Linked DNA regions of Homo sapiens: region 2 is linked to region 1. Evidence: chromatin loops called from intact Hi-C (ENCODE). Cell type or tissue: PC-3. All regions are shown on one strand.

What was found. Hi-C counts contacts between places; a loop is a spot of excess contacts. Peaks named below come from ENCODE experiments on the same cell type or tissue, not always from the same donor. Only the 100,000 strongest peaks of a DNase experiment are listed, where the experiment ranks them.
Region 2: a loop joins it to region 1, with 5 times the contacts of the local background. A loop is called at or near these places in 2 of 110 quality-filtered maps.

Annotation. Positions count from the first base shown.
Region 1 is chr1:194,364,876-194,369,875 of GRCh38, forward strand. No RefSeq gene overlaps it. Among named protein-coding and RNA genes, the nearest start is that of LINC01031, 1.1 Mb to the left of the region's middle. In PC-3, no CTCF peak of the experiment used is centred here; a DNase peak (open chromatin) is centred at 2,006; H3K27ac peaks cover 1,085 bases.
Region 2 is chr1:194,224,389-194,229,388 of GRCh38, forward strand. All of the region lies in intron 2 of LOC107985242 (a long non-coding RNA gene), which reads right to left. Among named protein-coding and RNA genes, the nearest start is that of LINC01031, 920 kb to the left of the region's middle. In PC-3, no CTCF peak of the experiment used is centred here; no DNase peak of the experiment used is centred here; H3K27ac peaks cover 672 bases.

The DNA of each region.
Region 1 (5,000 bases):
GATCACTCAGTTGAGATGTTGAGTGTCAGCTTTCTCCATCATATTGTAACTACTATTCTCTTGGTAATTGTATTAGTCCATTTTCATGCTGCTGATAAAGACATACCCAAGACTGGGCTTCTTACAAAAGAAAAAGGTTTAATGGACTCACAGTTCCACAGGGCTGGGGAGGCATCACTATTATGGTGGAAGGTGAAAATACATCTCACATGGTGGCAGACAAGAGGAGAGAGCTTGTGTAGGGAAATGCCCCTTTATAAAACCATTGGATCTTGTGAGACCAATTCACTATCATGAGAACAGCATGGGAAAGACCCACCCCCATGATCAATTAACTTCCACCAGGTTCCTCCCACAGCATATGGGAATTGTGGGACCTACAGTTCAAGATGAGATTTGGGTGGGAACACAGCCAAACCATATCAGTAATTTAAAAATATCTATTTGGGTGGAGATGTTTTGAGAAGATGCACATATTCCCTTTTTTCTCTAACTTATGCTCACTGTTTTATTGCACAATGTTGATTCTTGCCTGCAGGAAATATTGCTATAGAGTTCTAATGGTGATTTTATATTCCCTTTATTCTTTATATATTTATTAATTGGAATTATTTTCTAAAAATTGTGCCTTCTCTTCATTTATATTATTCATTTATTATTTCTACCAGTATGGAGTCATGGAAATTTATTTTATTATCTGGGTAATAATCTAACACTATCTATTATTAATTCTAAGGTTGGTAAAATTGTTTCAGATATGGGGAGTACTTTAGATTAGCTCTTGTGCTCTTTTAAGAGGCACCAATACATTTTCCTTTCCTTCTACCCTTTGTTTCCCCATTGGTACCCTCCTATCCTCAGCCATAAAATTTGATAGCACCAAACTTGCCCCCATCCGCTACGTGAATTAAGCTAATCAAATAATGTAACTCCTTGGTAGTAGTTTTTGGTTGAGGGATGAGAACTTAACCCAACTTTTTCCAATTCAAAGGAATGAAATGCAGAACTTCTACTTTATCTCTCAAAAGATACCCTCTATCTTCCCTTAGAAGATATAATGTTAATATATGATGTGTCAGAACAGTAAATATACTTATCTAATCACAAAGGAACATTTTAGCCACACTAAGTGGGGAAACAGTCACTCTGTTAAGCCTGATGATTTAATTGAAATATCAAAATGCAAAATATTTATGTGTGGGACTGAGGGAGCCCATGATGAGATCTATGTCTTCTCCAAAGTCAATGAATGTATTTTATAGTTGGGCCACATTGGAATTAATGCTTCTGTGTCCCTTTTAACTAAATCATTATTTCCTTAAATCAAGCAATATATCGATCCACCTGTTGAGTTACCATTCAGATGACTAGTGACTAGAAAGAATGCACTGACACTAGGACATGTTTTCATACTACATATCTTGCAGGCAATTTTTCAGCTCTTAATATCTTCCAGTTTTAATCATCATTATATCATTTCATTACATTTCTCCCCTAGCCATACAATTAAATAGCAGAAATGTTTTCTGTTGTTGTTATTTCCCTACCCCATGATCCATTCTCATGCTATGGCTGATCAATAGATGATCTTTAGAGTAAACTCCAATAGCGATGTGTTATATGTTCCTTTTATCAAGGAGCAAAATTATATATATATATACACATACATACACAAGAATAGACAATGGGTAACAAGAGATAAGTCTGAATTGAATCTGTCTTCTGGTTTATCTTTGAGCATGTTCCGATCGCAGTCCTCAATTCTACCCATTGCCAGGCCTTCAGTTAATCAAATGAGGCAGTAAGAAATAGGTGACATAAAGCATTACTCCTCCATCTGTTTAGTCATATGGATGGCAAAAAGCTTATTACTCTGAGGACTTAAATGATTCCTCATTCTTTGAAAGCTGATTGACCATCATATATTGACTCATCTCCATAAAAAACTATGTTCATTCCAGAGGCTGCACCCACTCACTCATCTCTACCCTTTCCCATTTTATAACTTTGCATTGCTTATTTGCATTGAAAGGGACTGAAAAATCCCAAGTCATCATTCTTGCTAACCTCTAGATTCCTATTAGGCATAATCATCTTGCCTTTCAGGGCTTTAATAAATAAGAAGGTAACCAAATGTACAACATTATGACTCCTATTACTGCTGTCTACGCAGGTTTGCCCTGTCTTCCTCAAGCTTTCCTGTCATTGTGATATGGAGGATATAGTGGCAAAGAACTGAAAATATATAAAAGCAAGACTAACATTGTCATAAAGAGAATGAGAACAGCAGATAAACATCTGTGAACCAAAACCCAACCCCTAAAAAATAATCCACAGTATGCCAGGACTTTCTACTAGGAGAACCTGGGAAATTCTAGGCACCTAAAGGGTAGCCTAAGAGAAGACCGTGGTCCTTCATACCTTTTACCAGCAGCATTCCCCAAATACTTTACTGCCTATTCACCTCATAAAAGAAACTACAGCAAATATCATTTTCAGTTTAATTCCTCTAGACAACATTCACCACGCTTCTTGCAAAGTGTTTAGCTTTGATTCAATTTTCAGCTGCTCTGGATTCTTGACTCTGTGATGACCTTGAACTCAGAGGTTTTTAGGTCCTCTATCCAAGTTAAGTGTTTGAAATAATGGTTCGATAACATCAAGATACATTTTTAAGTTGATCTATCTGTTTTATCTTATAACAAAGCAAAATTTTTGACAACTTAGAGTATGAGAAACATCATAATGGCAATGATAACATTTTATGTGCCTGCAAATTGAGAATAATACTAAATTTCACAGAACATTTTGGCATAGATTTTCATCAAATGACATAACTTCATTTTTTCCTACAACTAATTAGGATGACAAATGAGATCTTTGTTTTGTAATGTAATTATCATAATCAGGAGGTGACAGAGTGGTAGTTTTTTGTTTGTTCTAGTCTCAAAACATTTCAAACTAATGTAAGTATAGCAGCACATGTGTCCAGAATGATTTGACATGCTCCCTAGCTTTAATGGGTGTGAAATCTATTTCAGTAAAATTTCATTTAGCATAGGTTCTGACAAACCATGATCTTTTTTCCCATGTGCATATGAAAAGTATGACTCCATTTTCTCTATTATGATTTATAAGAAGTAGAAATAGCACTTCAATTATTACTGCAACACTGATTCAGCATATCATTCCCATCAATGATGATTTGATTACAGCAGATACCTTGTAGTCACACACATAGGAAACTACATAAATATCTTCATCAGAAGAGAATGATATTCTGGTTAGGTCATTTCAGCTTTTTAAAATTCAAATAATGTTCCCCGAAAACATTATATAATAAGAACCTGAGTTAAAGACATTTTAAAATTAATTTTATTACTTCTGTGTTTTACTTTATTTTATTTTATTTTTTGAGACGGAGTCTCGCTCTGTCGCCCAGGCTGGAGTGTAGTGGCGCGATCTCAGCTCACCGCAACCTCCACCTCCCAGGTTCAAGCAATTCTCCTGCCTCAGCCTCCCAAATAGCTGGGACTACAGGCACGCGCCACCACACCCAGCTAATTTTTGTATTTTCAGTAGAGACGGGGTTTCACCATGTTGGCCAGGATGGTCTGGATCTCTTGACCTCGTGATCCACCCACCTCAGCCTCCCAAAGTCCTGGGATTACAGGCGTGAGCCACCACGCCCGGCCTAGGACAGGATACAATTTTACCAAGGTCTGTAAGTTAAAACTTAATGTAAAAATCAGTAATGTAAATTTAACCTTTTAAACTGAACAAGTAAGTGGCATTTCGTACAATAATAATATCGTACTGTTGTAGAACCACCTCTATCTAGTTCCAAAATGTGTTCATCACTCCAAAATAAAACCCTGTATTTATTATAAAGTCACTCCCTGTTTTCCCTTCCTCTATTACCTGGCAACTCCCAATCTGTGTTTTGTCTTTATGGATGTATCTATTCTGGATATTTTATGTAAACAGAATCATAGAAAATGTCATCTCTAATGTCTGGTTTGTTTCATTTAGCATAGTAATTTTAAGGGATATCCACATTTTAGTATGTATCACTGTCATTCCTTTTTATGGGTAAATAATGTTCTGTTGTGTGTATGTACCACAATTTGTTTATCCTTTCATCCATTCATGGACGTTTGTGTTGTTTCCACTTTTGTCAGTTTTCAATAGTGCTGCTATGAACATTCATATTCAAGATTCTGTTTGAATATCTGTTTTCAATTATTTTGTGTGTGTACCTAGTCATGGAATTGCTGGGAACATGGTAGTTTTTTGAGGAATCACCAAATTATTTTCCACAGAGGCTGACCTATTTTACATTCCCACTAACAATGATCAGCATTCCAATTTCTTCTCCACATTCCTGCCTAGACTTGTTAGTTTCCAGTGGGTGGGAAATGGTATTTCACTGTACTTTTGGTTTGCAGTTGCCTAATGACTAATGATGCAGAGCATCTTTTCATGAGTTCATTGAACATTTGCATATCTTTAAAGATGTGTCTGTCTAAGTCCTTACCTATTTTAAAATTGGCTTGTCATTTTGTTGTTGATAAGTGTCCTTTTTAGATTCTGAATACTAGACCACTCTCAGGTATATAATTTCCAATATTTTCTCACATTCGGTAGGTTGTCTTTTCATTTTGTTAATAATGTCCATTGATGCACTTTTTTATTTTGATGAATTCTAATCTATCGTTTTCCTTTGTTATTCATGCTTTTGATGCCCTTTGTAAGAATCCATTGTCAAAGCAAGATCACAAGGATTTTCTGTTTTCTTCTGAGAATTTTATCGTTTACACTTATATTTAGGTTGTTGATTAAATTTTAGTTGACTTTTTATATGTTGTGCAAGATAAGTGTCTTCTTCCAGTCTTTGCAGATTGGCCTTGTGCCAAGACACATCTCCAACACCTAACAGTGGTTACACTGAAACTAGAGGTCAGTCAGTAGTGAAAACTCAAGTCTTCTCAAGTCTTATC
Region 2 (5,000 bases), 140 kb before region 1:
CTCTGATCCATTATTCTTGTACTTTAGTGGAGTGTTTAGGACAAGATTCTTATTGGGGTTATTGGGATAATTTTGATGGTACTTGTTATTTGATTCTTAAATAGGTGATTACATAGCTTATCTAAAATTTAGAGATTTTTGAGTAATGCTATTTCTTTGAAAGCACAATTACTTAATTTTGGATTGCTCATTATAATGAATTAATTGTAATCACATTAAAAAGTACTGCTATGATAGACTCCTTAGGAAACATGGAAGCATCATATTATCAACTTCAAAAACAACTGAATCTAGATTTTGTAAAATCATCTTGCATGTATTAAGTTTGCCTTCTGCATATTTTAAGGAGGGCTCTGAGTCTAACAAATAGCGTAAATGTTTATTGGTTACTGTTTGAAAATTTTTCAAGAGACTCTAGAATGATACAACATACGAATATAGTCTATTTCACTAAGGATATTAAGATCAAACAGAAAATTCAATATGACAGTGAAGCATATGAGTTTAGTGTATAGACTTAGTGGGTCTGAAACTTAACAGTGCCACGTACTTTATTTGAGACCCTGAACAAGTTACTTAAATTTACTGTGCCTCAATTTCTACAGATATATATATATATTATACTATATAATATATATTAGGATTACATATATCCTACAGTCAGACATCTTTTCTATGCTCTTATAGTATCTTGCAATTTATTATAATAACAAGAAAAAATATTTTTGTTCATTATATATATTTACCTATACTTTATTGCTCTATGATTGCAGCAGTCATCCTTTTATGTTCATAGCTGTACTTCTTTGCCAAATACATGGCTATTACTTAGTGAGTATTAAGTAGTATCTTCCCATAATTAAAATTATGTATAAATGTATATTTGAATGCAAATTAAACTCTTTTATTAAACTAAATCCTTCCTAGACTGGTGGTCTCTAACACCACAAAAATGTAGTTCCCAGATAAATAACCTAGGCAACTGCCGAGTCAACTGGGCTAGTCAACTAAATACCTAGACCACCTAAACACCCTGGTCAACTGGAAATGCATATATTTCCAAAAGTAGATTAGAAAAAAATGAGAATAATTAATAATGAACTGAACAATACTAGAGTTTGATTTAGAGACAACAATGTGGAGAAGGAAAAGATTTTCACTACCTTGTTCTTGCTAAATATCTCTCACTTTGGAACTGTGATAACTTGGACAATCTCTCTGATTTGTAGTCCCAATCACAGTCTTAGGCTAGCTTTATTGCTACAATTAAGATAATATGCATAAATATGATACATGAGCTATAAAATGCATCTCATTGCCAACATTCTCATCTCAGTTTTAAGCACAGGGCACAGAAACCTAAAGTGAAAACTCCACACTATATATCATATCAAAACATAACAGAGGCAAGTATTACAAAATTAAATTAATATTTTATACTATTGTATAATATAGAAATAGCTACATATGTATTATATACTACCAGGATTTTCACTTGTGAATGATATATTTACCTCATCATTATAATAATGCTTAACCAAGCAACAGATGTTCATTTTGAGGAAGCTATTATTGTAACATAGATTGTTAAGGTTAGCATAGTGACAAAACCACAAACCGCTTACAGCCACGAGTCCTTCTTCTCCCAGTAGCACTATAGTTTAACTTTATCTTTCTTTGACCTAAATTCAATAAAAGGGGGAAAAAGAATCCCTGTGTCTTTAAAATACTGTTAAACCACCACAGTTCAGTAATTTATTTGGCTTTAGCCTTTGCAAGCTAACTGTCTGTAGTTGCAACTTTACAGATTTTATGTATTCAGTTTGAAAAAAAAAAAAAGGCTTTTTTTTCCCCCAAAAGAAGCTAGCTGTTAACAGAAAGAAGAGAAAAACAAGATTTATCTTATCCAGCTCCATCCAAAACAAGGTGCTATGCTTTCTGTGACTTCAATTTGACAAGTAAAGCCCTGGGCAGGCATGTAGTATCACTGCTTGTCACTATAAGGCAACAGACTGGAAAAGACATGAGATAGTGTAGAAATAAGCAAGTGTAGCAGGTAACTAATTAAGATTAGGAGTGCACGCTGGAAGATTTTCTAAATCCAAGACACCCAATCCTTCCATATCTACTGTAATACAAAACATATACAGCTGGCATGCAACAAGCTCATCTTGGAAAATGTATGCTTTTTGCTTTGTAAAATTTAAAGTAAAAATGGTAGATGAAATGAAAATCTGCAAGTGAGGCAAAATCTGTGTTGACTGCCTTTGTTGTAGAAGTTTGTCTCATTCTGAAATAAATCTTGATTTATTCCAAATTAGGAGATTTAAGTATTTCAATTTCCAATTTAAAAATAATTCCTTCTCTTTGTCTCTGGCAGTATATAATATGTATGTGTATAAACATATATTCACCTTAAAATTTAATATGTGAATACCAAAATATTACATAGAATTATGTGTAGTCTTGTTTCGCCACTGTTCATTTTTTCTCATATTTAACTCTCATGAAAATTTCCCTCATTTTTTTGAGTGTTGTTTCTATCATTTTATTTCAGTCATTTCATTCTTTATTTTCTTCTATTTTTCCTTTGCTCTACAGTCATTTGGGGCATTGTTTTCTGTATCAAGATCTTTTTACACAGACTATATTGCATGGGAAGGCGGCATGCAAGAGTAATGATATGCAAGGTGATTTTTAAAATAAAATATGACAACTGTTGAAAAAGCATGTTTTATCTATTTCTCATTGTATTTTCTCTTTTTTGATACTGTATAGAATCATTAGGATAAACCAGTTGGCAATATACTCAGAATGAAGAAAACAGTGCAATCCCTGTCTTCCAGGAAATTATAACAGGTTAGGAAAAAGTCACAAAGTGCTTCACCGCATTTTTTTTTCCTCATGTGTTATTCATCAGTATTTCCATGAACTTCCTCAGGTTACTCAGGATCCAAGATAGCATTATACTTACATCATTTATAACAATTGAAGCTCAGAACAAACAGATGTGAGGTTGAAAATGAATCACCTGAATAGCAGCAGTTAAGAATTCTTCACACTTAGCATACACAGTGACCTCCTGATGGAAAAGAGCAATTTTCAGCTGATTGATCACACTCATTTTCCTTTTTCTGAAATTATTATTCTAAAGAAATAATACTGACTGAGTTATTCTGGCCCTGTTTTTCATAATGTCTCCATTGTATTTCCATGTAGTTACCTTGAGTTTATGGAATTGTCTCTGTTGCAACTCAGAAGTCATGGTTCAGCTATTGAATCAGGAAGTTCTGGATATTTTAGAGTTACTTGAAACTTTTTAGGTCTTATAGTTCATTTGGATGGAGCTGGAGGCTATTATCCTTAGCAAACTAATGCAAGAACAAAACCCCTCACTTATAAGTGGGAGATAAATGATGAGAACACCTGGACACAAAGAGAAGAACAACAGACACAGGGGCCTACCTTAGGGTGGAGGGTGGGAGGAAGACAAAGAGCAAATAAAATTAACTAATGGGTACTAGGTTTAGTAGCTGGGTGACAAAGTAATCTGTACAAGAACCCCCAGTGACATGAGTTTACCTATATAACAAACCTGCACATGTGCCCCTGAACCTAAAACGAAATTTTAAAAACAAACAAAAATCATAACAATGTCAACGTGTCCATTTTTAATGGGATTCCATTAAGCTGTGTATATCTTGCCAATTGGCAACCTCTGAACTAGCTGGTGAGCATTTGTCAAAGTATTTTCTTAATTTCAGTTCCATTATTTTGCCAACTCAGTTTTGTAAACCAACTGGATCACAATGAAAACTGCTTAGGAAAGGTAAAAGCTGCCAGCAGATATTTCTTGTAATTTCCAAATATTACACTTAGTAAAAGAAATAAAACTAGTAGAAAATGTAAGCTAACAATTTAATGTTTTACAGTGCTTATAATCTTGTTACTTTCCTCCTTCATTACTATTTCTTGGTTTATCTAGACTTTTTTCAGGATTGTATATATTTTAACTCCCCTTGTCTGGTTGAAAAAAAAAAAACTTAGCCTCCATCTTCATAGTTTCTGAGTAGTGCATTTTGTATATAATTGAAATACTTTTCCTCTAACTTTCATATATAAAAAACTACAGCACAATGAGGAAACAGCCTGCTGGTCTCTGCACATAAATCCTATGACCCCAAGGAGGTTATAGCTCTCTTTTGTTACTATTCCTCTAATGACATAAGCCTGAAATATCCACCTGATCGCATTCCTACTAACACACATAAAACCTCCAGGTCATCAAAGTTCATGATGCTGGATATAAAGTTACCCATTTATTTTATTTTATTTTTAGCTGACATATTAATTATACACATTTATGATGTACATAGTGGTGTCTTGATATGTATAATGTATAGTGATCCAACCAGCATAATTAGCATCTCCATTATCTCAAACATTTATGATTTCTTTGTGTTGGGAACATTCAATATCTTCCTTCTAGCTATCTGAAACTATACAATATATTATTGTTTACTATAATCACATAAAAAACCCATTTTAAAAATGAGTCATTGTATGTGATTGACTGCTACTCATTTCAACAATTCATACCCAGATGTATATTTGGATTACAACATAGTAAATATGAGAGTGTGATTGTTCAGAGATTTTGCTCTCCTTCAAGAGAATGCTTGTGATGCAAAAACAAATAATTGAAAAGAAACTGAATTTTTCATCACATCAGCAAGCTCTGAATAAGTATAGTAGATGACAGTATACACCACTTCAATATGTAATGTTTACACTAACATGACTTTTCTCCTCATGGAAGAATGTGCCTCTTCCAGCTCGTTCATAAAATTTAATTCCAACATGTGCCACCATATCATGTAAAACCACACATAAAGCAAGATCATGTATTTTTATCCATTGTAATTTGTTAAGAAAATAAAAGATACAGTCAAATAAATGTCATTGTATGAAAAACTTGAGAAATCTGAACATCGACCTTA